2 separate regions of the Homo sapiens genome follow, and region 2 is linked to region 1. A link is an interaction called in ENCODE POLR2A ChIA-PET data of the cell type or tissue named here. Cell type or tissue: endothelial cell of umbilical vein. All regions are shown on one strand. Each heading gives the region's core, and the rest is flanking DNA. Links, peaks and the distances in the headings are about the cores only.

Region 1 (8,256 bases), core at 4,345-6,844:
TCTCGGCTCCCTGCAACCTCCGTCTCCCGGGTTCAAGTGATTCTCCTGCCGCAGCTTCCCAAGTAGCTGGGACTACAGGCGCCCGCTACCGCAACCAGCTAATTTTTGTATTTTCAGTAGAGATGGGGTTTTACCATGTTGGCCAGGCTGGTCTTGAACTCCTGACCTTGTGATCCACCTGCCTCAGCCTCCCAAAGTGCTGGGATTACAGGTGTGAGCCACCGCACCCGGCCAGATAGTAGGTAAATTTCAACAGGATACAAACCATGAGCTCCAACACTGTCTTCTCCTCCTGTGTGCTGCAAAGTATATGTAAATTATACCCTCATACATTAAAAACCCATCAATAGTTTTTTTTTTTTAATTGAGACAGGGTGGTCTCACTCTGTCGCCCAGACTGGAGCAGTGGTGCAGTCACAGCTCACTGCAGCCTCGAACTCCTGGTCTCAAATGAACCTCCCGCTTTAGCCTTGCAAATGGCTGAGACTATAGGTGCATGCCACCACACCTGGCTAATTGTTTTTGTAGAGATGGGGTTTTGCCCTGTTGCCCAGGCTGGTCTCAAATCCCTGGGCTCAAGCGATCTGCCCGCCTCAGCCTAGCACAACGTTGGGGTTACAGGCATGAGCCACGGCGCCTGGCCACATTTCATTATGTCAATTGACCTATCTTCAAGTTTGCTGATACTTGCTTCTACCAACTCAAATTCAATTACTTTACAACTACAGAATTTCCATTTAATTCTTTTTGAATAATTTATCTCTGTATTGTATTTTCTATTTGGTGAGACAATGACAATTTTCATACTACCATTTTAGTTCTTTAAACATAATTTCTTTTAGTGCTTTGAACATTATTCGTAACAGCTGACTTTGTCTTTATTTAAGCTGAGTGGTGGATCACGCCTGTAATCCCAGCTCTTTGGGAGGCGCAGGTGGGCGGATCACTTGAGCCCAGGAGTTCAAGACCAGCCTGGGCAACATAGTGAGGCCTCATCTCTACAAAAAATAAAAAAGTTGGCTGGGCACGGTGGCTCACGCCTGTAATCCCAACAGTGGCAGGCCGAGGCGGGCGGATCACGGAGGTCAGGAGATCGAGACCATCTGGGCTAACACGGTGAAACCCTGTCTCTACTAAAAAAAGAAATTAGCTGGGCATGGTGGCGGGCACCTATAGTCCCAGCTCCTTGGGAGGCTGAGGCAGGAGAATGGCGTGAACCCGGGAGGCGGAGCTTGCAGTGAGCCGAGATTGCGCCACTGCACTCCAGCCTGGGCCACAGAGAGAGATTCCGTCTCAAAAAAAAAAAAAAAGCCAGGTGTGGTGATGCGTGCCTGTCATCCCAGCTACTCAGGAGATTGAGGTTGGGAGGACTGCTTGAGACCAGGAGGTCGTGGCCACAATGAGCTGTGTTCATGCCACTGCACTCCAGCCTGGGTGACAGAGCAAGACCTTATTAAAAGGAAAAAAAGGGCCAGGCACGGTGGCTCATGCCTGTAATCCCAGCACTCTGGGAGGCTGAGGCCGGTGGATCACCTGAGGTCAAGAGTTTGAGACCAGCCTGGCCAACATGGTGAAACCCCATCTCTACTAAAAACACAAACAAAATTAGTCAGGCCTGATGGTGGGCACTTGTAATCCCAGCTACTCGGGAGGCTGAGGCAGAACAATTGCTCGAACCTGGGAGGCAGAGGTTGCAGTGAGCTGAGATAGCGCCACTGCACTCCAGCCTGGGCGGCAGAGTGAGACTCCGTCTCAAAAAAAAAAAAAAAAAAGCAAAAAAGGCCAGGCACAGTGGTTCACACCTGTAATCCCAGCACTTTGGGAGGCTGAGGTGGGTGGATCACGAGGTCAGGAGTTCAAGACCAGTCTGGCCAACATAGTGAAACCCTGTCTCTACTAAAAATACAAAAATTAGCTGGGCATGGTGGTGGTGTGTGTCTGTAGGCTGAGGCAGGAGAATCGCCTGAATCTGGGAGGTGGAGGTTGCAGTGAGCCGAGATTGTGCCATTGCACTCCAGCCTGGGCAACAGAGCGACACTCTCTCTCAAAAAAAAGAAAAGTCGGCCGGGTGCGGTGGCTCATGCCTGTAATTCCAGCACTTTGGGAGGCTGAGGCGGGCGGATTACGAGGTCAGGAATTCTAGACCATCCTGGCCAATGTAGTGAAACCCTGTCTCTACTAAAAATACAAAATTAGCCGGGCGTGGTGGCACGCGCCTGTAGTCCAGCTACTCAGGCGGCTGAGGCAGGAGAATCGCTTGAACCTGGGGAGTGGAGGTTGCAGTGAGCTGAGACTGCACCATTGCACTCCAGCCTGGGTAACAGAGTGAGACTCCATCTCAAAAAAAGAAAAAAAGTCTTTAGTAAGTTCAGCATCTGGGCTTCCCCAAGGATGGTATCTATTGATGGCTTTTCCCCCCATTTATGGGTGATATTTTGTTTCTCTGCTTTTTTTTGCTGAAAAGTAGACATTTAAAGCAACATGATGAGACCAGTTGTTCTTATCCCCCAGGTTTTGTTACTTTGTGGTTTGGTTGCTGCTTCTGTGTGTTTAGTGACTTTTCTGGACTAATTCTCTACTCCCTTTGCTGTGTGACCAGTGAACGCTCTGTACTGTACAGTTTCCTTAAATGCCTCGATTCAGTGAGTCTTTTTTCCCTGGCTGGGAGGCTTTTCCAGCAGTTTCCAGCTCTGCTGTAGCTTTCGCTTTCTGTTTGCACAAGGCCTCAATCAGCCAAGGGGAGATCAGAGAATGTTCTGTCCCTTCCTGGCCGTGCGTACAGACCCACACGTGCCCAGGGCTTTCCGTGTCCCCAGGAAAATGTCAGTGCTGCCCGGGTCCCCACAGGCGCCTCGTTCCTCACCTCGTCCTTTCTGGGCAGGTGCCGGCTGCCCCAGTGGGTAGTGCCTTGGACAGCTGTGTGGTTAAACGGTGCCACTGATTGTTTCTGACCAATGCTGTGGAAAGGGGGCTTTTCTCACTGAGCGAACTGCAGGGCAGGCCAGATATCACAGGCCTATGAATGCTTTCCAGGGAGCTGCCAGAGGTGAGATTGAAGCAGGCTGTTTCACCGGAGTCGTAATGGGGTGCCTGGTTTACTCAGCCTGCCGCCCTCAACCCCTCGCGGAGGGAGTGTGTGGGCCAATGAGGCAGGACTGGAGTGCAGGATCGCTGGAACTGGCCGGCTGTTTAGGCACCGGTGGGTTCAAACTCCACTCACTTGGACCCTCTGTGCTCCACCCCTTGCAGGAGGGTGAGCAGGTGCAGGAGCTGGAGCAGGTGCTTTTGGGTGCCGGCAGCAGTGAACTCTGTGCAGGCCCCGTGCAGCATCCAGGGCCGGGGTACCTGTGCCCCCCAAAGCCCCAGAGGGCGTGTTACGGGGCTCCTTTAGCTCTGCCGTCCACAGACAGCTGAAGTGTTAACAGCTCAGTGGACCCTCTGCCTTTTCGCGTGAGGCTGCCGGTGAGAGGCAAAGGGCCGGTGTGACCGCCTTTTGTATCCACCTGTGGCTCTAGAGCTCGTCTGGCATCCAGGAAAAATGAGGTTACGCAAACGAATTGAAGGATGGTAAATGTGGGGGATTTTATTGCTGATGAAAGTGGCTGTCAGCAGGAAGGGGAGCTGGAAAGGGGATGGGGCGGGAAGGTAATCTTCCCCTGAAGTCTGGCCACATCTGTGTCTGCAGATGGATTCTTCTCTGAAGTGACACCGTCAAGCTGTCCCTTAACATCCAGCTGCTTCTCCTCTCTGCTGGCTGAGTCTGGGGCCTTTATAGACACAGGATGGCGGGGGGCAGGGTGGGACCATGGTGGTTTAGGAACAGGCAACATGAGGGCAGGAAAGCAGGGATGGCAGTTCTCAAGGTGGGCCATGGTCTCAGGCATTTCAGCTTGAGGGTGGGGCTTCACCAGGAACCTGCCCCTGTCTGCCTAGAATTTCTCTACCTCCTGTCCCCATCAAGATGGCAACAGCTCTCTCTGGGGTGGGACTTTTGGGGGCTCATACTGAGCCTGCCTCTCTGGGCTGCTAGTTTTCAAAGCACCAGAGAGTTGGAGTAAGGAGAATGAAACACGGCAAGTTAAAATGACAAAGCTCTCTGTACCAATATTCAGCTGTTTTTCTTTTTACTTTTTCTTTTTGGAGACGGAGTCTTGCTCTGTCAGCCAGGCTGGAGTGTACTGGTGCAATCTTGGCTCACTGCAACCTCCGCCTCCCAGGTTCAAGCAATTCTCCTGCCTCAACCTCCCAAGTAGTTGGGATTACAGGCATGTGCCATCATGCCCAGCTACTGTTTGTATTTGTAGTAGAGACGAGGTTTTACCATGTTGGCCAGGCTGGTCTTGAACTCCTGACCTCAGGTGATCCACCCACCTCGGCCTCCCAAAGTGCTGGGATTACAGGCATGAGCCACCATGCCAAGCCTCGGCTGTTTTTCTTTAATAAACATTCATTAAATTATTACAAGCCTTAGTTAATAATTTCCAGAGTTCTGAAAAAGTTAATTTTGACAATTTTTTCCCTAGTGGTGTCATTGCTTTTCTCGAGGAGGGATTTTCAGAGGGACTTGCTACCCTGGAAGTCCTGCGTCCTTTCTGTCATATCAGCTCACCCCCTCAGAGGTTCTGACCTGGGACATAATCAGTCTCTATGTAGCTGCTTTGAATTGTCATTTATTTCCCCTTTTCTTAATTGTGGGGGTCTTGACTGCAGGGTAAATGGCTCTGGCTGCTGCGATTTTAACTTGGTATCTTTCCTTTTTCTTTCTTTTTGGAGACGGAGTTTCGCTCTTCTGGCCCAGCCTGGAGTCCAGTGGCACGAACTCGGCTCACTGCAACCTCCCTCCCCGCCTCCCGGGTTCAAGCGATTCTCCTGCCTCAGCCTCCTGAGTAGCTGGCATTACAGACTTGTGCCACCACACCCAGCTAATTTTATATTTTTAGTACAGACAGGGTTTCTCCATGTTGGCCAGGCTGGTCTTGAACTCCTGACCTCGTGATCCACCTGCCTCAGCCTCCCAAAGTGCTGGGATTACAGGCGTGAGCCACCACACCCGGCTGGTATCTTTTTTTTTTTTTTTTTTTTGAAGACAGAGTCTTGCTCTGTCCCCCAGGCTGGAGCAACCATCACAGCTCACCGCAGCCTCAGCCTCCTGGGCTCAGGCGATCCTCCCGCCTCAGCCTCCCGAGTACCTGGGACCGCAGACGCGCTCCACCATGCCTGTTCTTTGTTGTTGTTGTTGAGACAGGGTCTCATTATGTTGTCCAGGCTGGACATGAACTCCTGGGCTCAAGCATCCTCCTGCCTTGGCTTCCTGTTGTGATTATAGGTGTGAAATACTACACCCAGCCTGATTTTTGGTTTTAGAGACAGGATCTTGCTGAGCTGCCCAGGTGGGAAGGCAATGGCTGTTCGCAGGCTCACTCACGGTGCACTACCGCCGTGAGCTCCTGGACTCAAGTGATCCTCCTGCTGCAGCCTCCCAAGCAGCTGGGACCACAGGTGTGAGCCATGTTTCCAGTTTATCACAGGTAATTTCAGATGTGAGTGACGTTCTGTGCCCAGTAATGGGGCTTTTGGGGTTTATACCACTGCACTCCCCCAGCTGTGGTGTACAACTTGCACCTCGTCCCTGAGCTCTTGCTGATGCCACAGCTGAGCTCTTGCTGATGCCACGGCTGCCTTCTCACTGCCTGTGGGTCCCTCTCTCTAGCTTCAGTATTTCATTCTGCTTTCCAACAGAGCCAAGCTGGGCCCAGTTCCTTCTACTCTCCTGTGAGACTGTCTTCGCTGTCCCCCAGCGGGAAGGAGGAAAGCAGCTCCCTGGTGTGGGGGGAGGTGGGTGGAGGTTGTGTGCGGCTCCACGTGCTGGGGCCCTTCCCCTCCTGCCAGGCTCAGGCCCAGGCCCAGCTGCCGCTTGGAAATGGCGACCCCTGAATGGAGACCTGTCTTGCCAGATGCTGCACGGTCTCCTGGGCAGAGCAGGCGCTCTCTGTGCGGGGAGCTGACGGCTCACGGGCTTTCCACAAAAACCTCTCACCTCCTTCCAGGTTTTACAAAAGCCACCAGCTTCTCTTCTACAGCAGCAAAAGCCGCCATATTTCTTTCCTTTTTCTGTTGAAGCCTGGGGCCTTACGCCTTGGCAAGGTGTCAGCTTCCCTGAGAGGGGGACCCTGTGCCAGAAAGGGGTGCCAGCTTCCCTAAGAGGGGGACCCTCGGCTGGGGAGGGGCACCGGCTTCCCTGAGGGGGAACCCTGTGTCGGGGAGGGGCGCCAGCTTCCCTGAGAGGGGGACCCTGTGCCAGGGAGGGGTGCTGGCTTCCCTGAAGTGCCTAGGGTCCGAGCACTCACCTGCTCTGTGCTTTGGGTTTGTTTGTTTTTTGTTTTTTTTTTTGCTAATGGCAGTCCTCAGAGCCTCCGGAAGGGAAGGCATCAGGAAGGCTTGAGTTACAGGTGGTGGACCCTCAGAGCCAGCCTGCTCCAGAGCCCGGGCTCCCAGGCAGGAGCTGGGTAGCGCTGGGGTCCATGGATGTAGTTGAGCGAGTGGGGTTACGCCATCTTCCTCCAGCTCCAGCCAGAGACTCCCGAGAGCGGTCTGAAGCCCACATGGGTGGCCCCGGGCAGCAGGGTCTCCAGGCTGGCACGCAGGCTCCTGCGGTTCTGGGTACTCTGACGTTTCTCAGTGTTTATTCACAAGTCTCTCTGAGGGGCGGCAGGCTGTCTCTCGTCCCCTATGGCAGGAGGCTGTTTGGGAGTCGCATGTGCGGCATCTCTGGCAGGTGCACGGGAGCCGAGACTCCAGCAGACCAGGGTGGGGGCCGGAAGGGAGCTGCTCTCGCCTGACACCCCTCGTGGGCACCCGAGACAGGGAGGCACAGCATGGTGGCCGGGACGTCGTCACCACTGTGGGCTGGAACTGCAGCGTGCTCTGTGTGACACAGGCTGACTCAGGTTTTTCTTTTAAGGCAGGGCTTAAAGGAAGTTTTACTGTGACCAAAGTTCTGTGATTGAGGGGGTGTGGAGAAAACAAAAAGCCTGGCCAAGATGGTGAAACCCCGTCTCTACTAAAAATACAAAAACTAGCCGGGTGTGGTGGCAGGCGCCTGTAGTCCCAGCTACTCGGGAGGCTGAGGCAGGAGAATTGAACCCAGGAGGTGGAGGCTGCAGTGAGCTGAGATTGCGCCACTGTGCTCCATCCAGCCTGGGGGTCAGAGCAAGACTCCATCTCAAAAGCAAGCAAAAAACCCCCAAAAACCCACGAAGCCCCCAAAACAAACCACAGCTAATCCGAACCCAGAAAAATAGACTGGAACCTTCTGGCTTCTCCACACCCCCACCCCAAGCCCGTAAATGAGGTGGACAACCCTGCCTTTGCTCAGGCTCAGCCCTGAAGGGAACAGGAGGGAATCCACAAAAGTTCTGTTCACAGATCGAAGACAGGAGAGGGGGCATGGCCCCACGCCTACCCCCAACCCCACGCAGGGGCCCAGCTGGCGAGGGAGCTCACAGCAGCCTTTGGGGGAATGAAGCCACTGCCCCCGCCACTGGCTCAGCCTGGCAGGGCTCAGGGACCCTCCCAGGTCGGGCTCCTCCGCAGGGGACCCAGTGACCAGGACCCTGTTGATTCTGATGCACGGGCAGTGTCTGCTCTTCTGTGGGGGTTGTTTCTGTAGCTGCCACTCCCTCCCCAGCACCCAGGTACAGGGGACAGACAGCTCAGAAGGAAAAGGGTGAGGCGCCTCCATCAGCTCACCCTCCTGTCACGCCGGGGGCCAACAGTCTCCTGGAGCCACACTGGCTGGAGGGTCCTGGCAGGCATCCTCTGTGCCAAGATCCTCTGAGCAGAGGCCTCGCATCTCCATGCTTGCCTGAGCTGCCTTCCAGCCAGGACAGGGCTCTCAAAGCGCGGACCCTCACCAGCTGCAGCTGCCAGGGAACTGTGGGCAGGGGCACAAGCCAGCCAGCCACAAGCTGAAGCTCAGGGGCGTGCACAGCTGGCCACGGGGTCTGGCCACGGCTGCAGTGCTCAGATCCGTGGGGAGTGATGCTCCTGTTTCTCTCCAGCTCCTACAAGAGGCAGTAATTCCACAGCATTCCCGGTCTGTGCAAAGGCAGAGGACGAGGGGAACAGATAATTTGTTTCAAAATTAAAAGCTAACAACTTGGTAGGAAAAAGGTTTTCTTTTTTTTCAGACAGAGTCTGCTGTGGAGTAGGGTGGCGTGATCTCAGCTCACAGCAGCCTCCACCTCCTGGGTTCAA
Region 2 (9,563 bases), core at 796-3,295, 56 kb after region 1:
CACAGCCAGGCCTCCCGGGTGCACTCACGAGAGGAATGGGGGACACACCTACACACCCACACCCAAAGCCACTGTCCCCCCATCATGTCCTCGCCGCACCGTCAGTTAGAAAACATTTCATACAAATGGAACTGTGTGCACGTCTCTGCCCTTTCCGCCACAGCAGCACCTCTGTGCGCGACCATGCCGGGAGAAGCAGCTTCTGCAACTCGCTCCCCTGCATTTACCCATCTCGCTCATGCACGAAGTATGGCTTTTGAAACACGATGTGCAGACCCATCTGTGAGTGGCAGCTCCACTGTGAGCCTCTCCCACCTCCACCCCGTCAGCTAAAGGATACGTTGCATGCCACCTGCCCCTGGACGCAGGCTTGGCTGAGACCACAAGATGCTTCTCCTCCAACACCATCTCATGACCTGCTTTGTCTTTCTAAAATAAATGATAAAATCCCACCAACTGCTGTCTTGGTATTTAACTGGTACAAGAACACAGGTGAAGTTATTCTGGAGAGAGGGACAGGTCGGGTCAACGTATTCACTGCCTGACACCTCCACCCGCGGTGCAGGTGAGCAGGTGTTTCCATCCACCATCCCTGATGCCTGAGGCCAGACATATTTTCTCTCTCTACCTGAACCAATGAATTTTACATTCTCTTCCAATTTTCCACCACAAAACCGGAATGTCTCAGCCTGGAGAAAGGGCATCTCAGCACCTGACTCGGAAGGCTGTTCAAGCTCATGGCTGTCTAGAAACTCAGTGGTAATGTTTACAAGTTTAAGGATTATCTGGAATTAACATTTTAAAAAATCCAGACTGTCTGCTCTCAGGACGGAAAAACGGGGCCTTCACCATGTAGAGTCCACCGTCCTGATCCCAGATGTGAGTCTGTGGCCCACGGACACACTCAACAGCTCTGGCGTGGTCAGGGCGCAGACCCCACGGCCTCCGGACGGTGTCTGGGCCCCGACAGTGCGGGGCTTATCACTTCACTCCTGAGACACCTGATTCTCTTCATGTCCCTAGCTTGGTGCTTTGCCCAGGCACCTTCCCCAATGGACCAGGGATCTGGGAGTCCACTCAGGAGGTGGAGGAAGTGGGTCGCACCCACCAGGCAAAATACTTTTCACGGCCTGCATCACAGCGAACACTCCGGGGACTCGGGAGTGTTGTCCCAGGTGTACGCTGTGTTTTCTGGAGACGTTTCTCCAGCCACCTGCACGATGACAGCTAAGACCATCCAGGCCGTGGCCCTTCCAGGACCCTCGTGTCCGCCTGGCCTTGGCTACAACATGTTACCGATGGCAGCGATGTGCTCGAGGCCCTGCAACCCCAGCCCCCGCCTCTCCATGAACCACCACCCTCATCACAGTCATGGAGATGGTGACAGCTGAGATGTCCTGCTGAAGCATCTGCTGGATGTGGATGAAGCTGGTTTGGATGTAGCTGCCATCTAGCCCAGGCTACACCTCCCAGGACCCGCCTGCAGGCACCAGGCGTGCAGCACGCGGCCCACTCTAGAGTCTTTTTCAATGAGAGACCAGATGAGGACAGAGGCTCCAGTTGCTTTTGTTCTGTTCCAAGACTTGCCATCCCAGTCCTCCCAGAAGCTGCCCTGGTGATGCCTCTGGCACCTTTGGCCCCCACACTGCCCTGTGTTCCCTCCACCAGGCTCAGGGCTGGTCAGCCTCACCCCTTGCCGTGAAATGGCAGAGCCAGCCGAGGGCCGAGGAACCGTTACTCAGCCGTGTCAGTGACTTCTACCAGGGGCTGCACGGCACTCAGGAGTCAGGCCAACAGGCTCTGCTGACTCATGGGTGTTGTCTGAGGGTGGGGGCTGTGATGATGTCCCCAGGCCTCCCTGGCAGGGCTGTCACATAAAACAGTCCTTGAAGCTGGGAGTCCCCTCTTTAGACAGTTCCGCAGCCCCTGTGCCTTCTCATCACGATGCTGCACAGCCGACCACACAACAGAAGGCACCGGGTCTCACTCCCGGGGGAGACTCTTCCCTGGAAGGTGACTTGGCTGTCCCTGCCTAGACTCATTTTAAGTGCAGCCTAAATCTCCCTCATTTCCAAGTTATCAGGCAAAGTCTATTTTAAACTCACGACCCTTGAATCAGCAGGAAACTGAAACACGCCTCAGGCCACTGGGGCTGACTCACGCCCTGTGCTGAGCGGCAAGGCACAGCCGCGGGAAGGTAAACGCAGAGCCGAGGGGCCGGCCAGCACCTGGCCCTGACCGCCCCCAGGCCACGCATTCCTTGTTACTTCACCTCCTGGCGGATGGCAACCGTCCCAGCTTCGTGGACTGTCAGGGTCACCGAGAGTCCAGGGTGGTGGGAGTCCCCCACACGAGCCACTGGCACACTCCCTGAAGCAGAAGCCACGGCGCCAAAGCTGTGGGCTCAGGGAACTTGCCCATTACCTGGCAGCCCCGCATCTGTGCCAAAATAAGACACAACTCAGCCCAGCGGAGTGGACAGTGTCTGCGGCCAGCTCTGGGATCCAGGGCCAGCTGATGCTGGGAACAGCCGTCCTTGCCCTGTGCCTCTCCACACTGCGAGAGCCCCTGCAGCCCAGAGGGGCTCCACCTCCCCTGCAATGGGGCTCAAAAGACAATCCTTCTACGGGGCTGGCAGGACAGACGTGACAGGAACAACGATGGCCTGCTCCTCCCGGAAGGTGGCTTCAAGAGCACTCAGGAGGTGACAGATGCTGTCAAGACCGGCCCAGGGAAGGCACAGGGCAGGTTTCCCAGCACCCACCACGCGCCAGCGAGCACAGAGCCTTCGCCTGAACCATCCAGGCACCGCGCCCTCCCCCTCCGCACACACAGGAGCCCAGCTGCGATTCCCTCTGCTCCACAGGAGATGCAGCGAGCACCAAAGAGCCTTCCTCCAGGATTAAGCCTGATGCAGAAGTGGTTACACTGACTACGGCAAGGTCAGTTTGGCAAAACCCCCAGGAATTTCAGCCTATCTGGTCTCTTCAGCTGACAAGAGCAGGCACTGGTGGGGAATCCGGCGCTGCCTCTCCCCGGCTTCTAGGATCTGAGCTGGGCCAGGACAACCCTGAGACACCTGTCGGGCGGGGCAGGACTGGGGCTGCAGGGCGGGACTGTGGGGAGGGGACTGTGGGGCGGGGCCTGCAGGGCAGGGTGTGGGGCGGGAGCTGCGGGGCGGGGACTGTGGGGCCGGGTGGGGAGCCGCAGCTGCGGGGCAGGGGCTGCCCAGGAGCACTCCTTGCCAGAGGCCTTGGCATCACCAGGGAGTCCGTGGACCATGGAGACTCACGGGTCCCCTCGGGCCTTCTGAACCCAAACCTGCATTTTAAGCATGTTCTGTTCTGCACACTAACACCTGAGAAGGACCGTATAAGAAAAAACTTGTAATGACACAACTAATCTTAAAACTCACAGAAAAAAAAAAAGACTTCTTTGGGGTTGAAATTCACCTTCAATAAAGGGATGGAATGTAAGCAGAGCTGACCATGAACAACCTGGGTCTGGGTTTGCACTGCGTGGGTTCACTTACACGCAGATTTTCTTCCACCTCTGCCTCTCCTGAGACAGCAAGACCCATCTCTCCTCTTCCTCTTCAGCCTCCTCAACGTGAAAACCCGGAGGACGAAAGCCATTCGTGGAGACCCGCTGCTGCTGCGCGAGGCTTAAGTCTATTTTCTCCTCATGATCTCAGTATTTTCACGTCTCTAGTTTGCTCTACCCTAACAGTAAGAGCAGAACACACATAACATACAAAATGTGTGTGACTGGCTTTATGTGGTCAGGAAGGCTCTGGTCAACAGAAGGCTGTTAGTTAAGTTTGGGGAAAGTTAAAAGTTCTACACAAATTTTCAACTGCACAGGAGGCTGGCGCCCCCAACCCCTGTATTGTTCAAGGGTTTGCTGTAATTTGTATTAAAACACCAAGCCCCCTTACACCTGGGTGAGTCTCTCTCCCTGAACAGATGTGACAACATTACCCTCCGAAGACTCCCAGAGAGAAAGAGAACACTTCAAATTCAGATTTGTCTTCCACAGTATGTTGATAGAACAGGCCTTTACGTACGTCCTGGGCAAATGCTCCTCTCCTTATGTAAGTTAATAACTCCACCAACCACTAGTTTGTGTAATGACCATTTAAATATCGAATGGTGCCCAAGGCCCCTGAGAAGGGATGTGATTCAGCCCCTCCCCTCACGCAGGCACGTGGCCTCAGAGGCCCAGGAGGAGGAAGACAGGAAGTCAGCAGCAGGGTGGAAAAGGGGAGGGAAGCCCTTCAAGGGAAGCTCTCCCAGAACCTTCAATCCCAGCTCCAATTCCAAAGACAGGAACACACTCATGACTGACAGGATCAAACACCAAAGGCCTGTTTGCCTTGAGGGGGACACTGGGGAGGGTGGGGAAGGGGGAGTGAGGAGGAGCTGGAAGCAGCAGTCCTGTGTGGCACCAGGGGCTTGCTCCCACGTCGGCCCTGGGCACAGCCCCGCATGGTGATGAGGTGTGGCCTGCCTGCAGCACACGGCCATGCTCCAGATACCTTAGCTTTATCTGAAGAGTTCTTTTGTTTGTTTGTTTGTTTGTTTGAGACAGCTGTGTTGCCCAGGCTGGAGTGCAGCGGTGTGATCACAGCTCACTGTAGCCTCCGCCTCCTGGGCTCAAGCTATCCGCTCACTTGAGCCTCCCAAGTAGCTGGGAGTACAGGCCCGTGGCACCATGCCCGGCTAATTTCTGTACTTTCTGTGGAGTCGGGTTTCGCCATGCTTCCGAGGCTGGTGTCTGAAGGATGCTTTACGGCAACCCCTGCCTTTTCCAGCTGAGCCCTGCCGGCTGTTGTGCGCTCCGTGGAAAGGGAGAAGCACGGTCTCCAGCGGCTGCGTCAGGAGTGGTGCCTTGTGCACACCTCACAGGGAGAGAAGTCTCCAACGGACTGAGCGGAGGAAAAAAGAAAAAAGGAGAAAAGGAAAAAGAGCTGCATACCTGGCAGGCCTACTGTGTGCAAAGCCCTTGAGTGACACACCCTATGACCCACAGCACTGTGGCAATCCCAGGTATGGAAGAGAAGCACCACTGGCCTCTCACCTCTCACCATCTCAGTGGGCAAGGGGAGAGCAAGCAGCCCAGGGCAGGGGGGCTGAGCCGAGGGCAGGGGGGCTGAGCCGAGGGCAGGGGGGCAGAGCCGAGGGCAGGGGGGCAGAGCCCAGGGCAGGGGGGCAGAGCCCAGGGCAGGGGGGCTGAGCCGAGGGCAGGGGGGCTGAGCCGAGGGCAGGGGGTCTGAGCTAAGGGCACGGGGGCTAAGCCCAGGGCAGGGGGGCTGAGCCCGGGGCAGGGGAAGAGCCGAGGGACAGAGGCCCTCACAGGAACCAGGCCCTCCCGCACACCGCCTGACAGTCCACGTCAGCGTCTCTGTCCAGCCTCCACACACCCCTGCACGTTCTGAAGAGCCCTCCCCAAGAGTCCAACTCTCTCTCCTTCCTCCTCAGGGCCGCACCAGCTCTCTCTCCTTCCCCTCCTCAGGGCCACACCAACTGTGGGGTTCCAGCTATCACTCTGTGCAAAGGACTCCTAACATGGGTGTCCTCCGTCTCACCCCATAAGCCACACTGGCCAAGGCCAGGCAGGCACCACACATCGCGAGGTAGAATCTCTTTGCTACGGTTTGAATGTTTGTGTCGGCCCCTCCCCTGCACCCCAAAATTCACAGGTTCAAACCAAACCCCCAGTGTGCCCAGCTACTTTTTGTATTTTTGGTAGAGACAGGGTTTCACCATGTTGGCCAGGGTGGTCTCCATCTCTTGACCTCATGATCTGCCGGCCTCGGCCTCCCAAAGTGCCCCACGGCACAACGCTCTCTACTGCAGCCCTGTTTCCACTCACATTTTCTGTTATCACGGCGGGGGGTGGCAGCACCGAGAGCGCGTTCAGCATTACTGGCCTCTGCTTTGCCCCTCAGACACATGCTTGGTCACTGGGCTGTGGAACATACAGGAGCCCCGTGCTCCGGAACACGGACCACCCGACAGGAGCACGGACACAGCAGTCGGGGCGACGTGGGTGCCTCACAGAAGAGGGAAAAAGCCAGGAGGGCGGCACGTGGGCGCAAAGTTCTCAGCTTCGTTAGTCATCAAGAAAATGCAAACTAAAACCAAGGTAAGTGTGAGGGTTACTACTGAGTTTCAACTTGACTGGACTAAAGGATGTGTAACTGTTCCTGGGAGCATCTTGAGGAAGCTGCCAAAGGAGATTCACATTGAGTCAGTGGACGGGGAGAGGCCGACGAACCCTCCATCTGGGGGGGCATGATCTCATCAGCTGCCAGCACGGCAGATCTGCGGAAGCACTGGACTGGCTGAGTCTTCCAGCCTCCATCTTTCTTCCATGCTGGATACTTCCTGCCCTCGAACATCAGACTCCAAGTGCTTCAGCTTTTGGGTTCTTGGACCTACACCAGTGGTTTGCCAGGGGTTCTTGGGCCTTCGGCCACAGACTGAAAGCTGCGCTGTTGGCTTCCCGACTTTTGAGGTTTGGGGACTCGGACTGGCTTCCTGGCTCCTCAGCTTGCCAACAGCCTATTGTGGGACTTCACCTCATGACTGTGTGAGTCAATACTCCCAATAAACTCCCCTCCATATATACATTTATCCTATTAGTGCTGTCCCTCTAGAGAACCCTGACTCGTACACACAAGTACTGGTGAAGGGGTGGAGCAAAGGAAACTAGTCCACTCTCATCAGGGCCAACTCACGCACCTGGCAATCTCTACTCATACTGAACACAAGTATGCCCTATAGCCCAGCAATGCCATTCTGGACATACACGTCCAAAAGAAAAGCAGGTGCACAGACACAAGAGACACGCGTGAAGTGCTTCATAGCAGTGGGGTTTGCGGCGTGCCACTAGGATGTGAGGGTGGAACACTACACAGCAGAGGAGGCAAACACATCACAACGTAAGTCAATCTCACAAATAATGTTGAGGAACCCTGTCTCTACGAAAAGTTTAAAAATTAGCCGGGCACTGTGGTGCATGCTGGCGGTCTCAGCTACCAGGGAGGCTAAGGCAGGAGGATCACTTGAGCCCAGGAGGTCGAGGCTGCGGTAAGCCAAGATCATGCCACTGTACTCCAGCCCGGGCGTCAGAGCCAGACCCTCTCCCCTCTCCCCTCTCCTCTCTCTCTCTCTCTCTCTCACACACACACACACACACACACACAGAGTAATAATGTTGGGGACAAAATACATGATACATTTACATAAATTTCTGAAAATAGCAACTACAGTACTTAGGGATGCATACTTAGTTGACAAGACATCCGCGAAGCGTGGAAAATGGCTGCCTGGCGGATGGAATTGGAAGGGACGGTGAAACGGGTTCTAAGTGAAGGCTGCGGAGGCGTTTGCTTTGTGGTCTGCTAAGTTGTACATTTTTACTGGGTGGACGTTTGGGTTCTCAGCTGAAGCAGTCTTTCAGAAGGTGACAGAGATAAAGGCCACACTATGTCCTTGCAAGGCCTCAGAGGTGTCACTGACCTTTTGCTGCAGGACCTGTTCTTCTCAGGGGTCTTGGCCTCCTAGAGGAAGGAGGGCCCCATCGCCCTGCTAGGCCCTACTGGGACCCTCAAGGGCATGAGCATGACGACGGAGCAGCTTCAGGCTTCCCAGCATGTCGGGCAGGCCTAGCCATGCCCAATACACACTGCAGGGCACCCACTGCAGAGTGCAACAGGGAGCTTGGAGCCTGACAAGGAGACACACAGCTCTGTGAAGACGAAGGGGAGGAGGAGCAAGGAAAATGCTTCTTTTACACAGAAGGCGCCAAGATACAAACTAAATGTGATGAAGACAAAGAAAAGCAGGCGTGTGTGTTAAAGGTACAATTGCACAGCTAAAAATAATCATGGCCGTAAGGCAGGGACGGCAGATGGAGGGTGACTCAGCAGATTTCCTCCAAGGCTTGCGAGGGTGGAAATAAACACACGGAAGTGACCAGCAGAGAGAAACACGCAGGGAAGAGGAAGGTTAGAAAGGTCTGGGGTGTCACGCACCGTTGCTGGGAATGCAGAGGAGGACGGTCTGCAGAAGGGGACGCAGCCACCGCCCCCCCCACCCCGCTGCAGAAGGTGCACACCACTCAGCAACCACCCACCCACTGCTCAATCTACCCCCAAATTACACAAATAGGGCCAGGCACGGTGGCTCACCCCTGTGGTCCCAGCTACTCAGGAGGCCAAGGCAGGGGGGTCATTTGGGCCCAAGAGTTTGAGACCCGGGCAATGTAGGGAAACCTCATCTTTACAAAAATATCAAAAAATTAATCAGTCGAGGTGGCACGCACCTGTAATCCCAGCTCCTTGGGAGCCTGAGGCAGGAAGACCCCTTGGGCCCAGGAGGTCGAGGCTGCAGTGAGCTAAGATTGCACCACTGCACTCCAACCTTGGTGACAGAGCAAGACCCTGTGTGAAAAAAACCCAAACCCCAAACCAAAAAAACACAACCGGGGCATGAAAAAGTGCTTGGCCCAGAGCAGTGCCCCAAAGCATCTCCTAAGAAAGGGGCTTAACACAAAGCCTGCCCGCCAGGGGCTGCTGGTGGCATCCGGGCACATCTGCACGTGGGGCTGACAGGACTAAGGAGGTTCCACAGACACACGACCAGGCGGAGACGCAGAGAAAAGCAGGTACAGCAAGAAGTCCACTGGGCAATGCAGAGGTGGGGAATGCAGAGGGGGAATGCAGAGGTGGGGAATGCAGAGGTGGGGAATGCAGAGGTGGGAAATGCAGAGGTGGGGAATGCAGAGGTTGGAAATGCAGAGGTGGGGAATGCAGAGGTTGGAAATGCAGAGGGCACCTACACTTCTGATGACAGCGAAATATGTAAGGCTGGCTCAACCATCAATCAGTCAACGTCACCCAGCATGCCAACAAGCTAAAGAAGAAACACCACATAATCACAACTGGTACAGAAAATCATTTGATAAAATTCAAAACTCACGATAAAAATTCCTAGGAAAACAGGAGTGTGGAGAAACATCCTCAACACGATAAAGGCCAACTACCAAGAACTCAAGGCTGACATGATCAAGAGTGACGTGCTGAGGGCTGCAGATGGAATGGCATACAGGGCAGAAAGGAAGAAATGGAATAAAACTGTCTCTCTCTGAAGATGGTGTAAGTGTCCATGTCGAAAATCACAAGGAATCTATCAAAAATTCCAAGAAACTTTATTTAATAGAGTTCAGCAAGGACACAGAATCCAAGATCAACACACAAACACCTATCCTATTTCTGCAATAATCCTATGAAAACAAGAAATAAAGACAGTACCATCCTATTTCTGCATGCTACCAATAATCCTATGAAAACAAGAAATACACAGTACCATTCTATTTCTACATGCTAGCAATAATCAAATAAAAACATGAAATAAAGACAGTACCATTTATAGGTGCTCCAAATAAAAATAAATGCTTAGGTTCATATGGAACAAAACTAGAAAAACCTATACACATTTTAGGAAAAAACAGGAGAAAATCTTTAGGACCTAGGGCCAAGAGTTGTCAGACATGGC

The links. Peaks named below come from ENCODE experiments on the same cell type or tissue, not always from the same donor. Only the 100,000 strongest peaks of a DNase experiment are listed, where the experiment ranks them.
Region 2: POLR2A ChIA-PET joins it to region 1 with 8 read pairs; 5 of 35 experiments call an interaction of 5 or more read pairs at or near these places.

Annotation. Positions count from the first base shown.
Region 1 is chr16:89,259,105-89,267,360 of GRCh38, forward strand. No RefSeq gene overlaps it. Among named protein-coding and RNA genes, the nearest start is that of ZNF778, 46 kb to the left of the region's middle. In endothelial cell of umbilical vein, for the core only: no CTCF peak of the experiment used is centred there; no DNase peak of the experiment used is centred there.
Region 2 is chr16:89,318,286-89,327,848 of GRCh38, forward strand. The region is part of intron 2 of ANKRD11 (ankyrin repeat domain containing 11); the gene reads right to left. All of the region lies in intron 1 of LOC128462377, which reads right to left. LOC100287036 (a long non-coding RNA gene) reads left to right here and starts at 2,167. Exons shown (of 4, transcript NR_168302.1): 1 at 2,167-2,942; 2 at 4,814-5,048; 3 at 5,481-5,635; 4 at 5,951-6,632. RefSeq lists enhancers at 1,183-1,695, 1,640-2,019, 1,696-2,209, 4,517-5,716, 4,776-5,289 and 3 more and a silencer at 2,540-2,619. In endothelial cell of umbilical vein, for the core only: no CTCF peak of the experiment used is centred there; a DNase peak (open chromatin) is centred at 2,126; H3K27ac peaks cover 2,190 bases.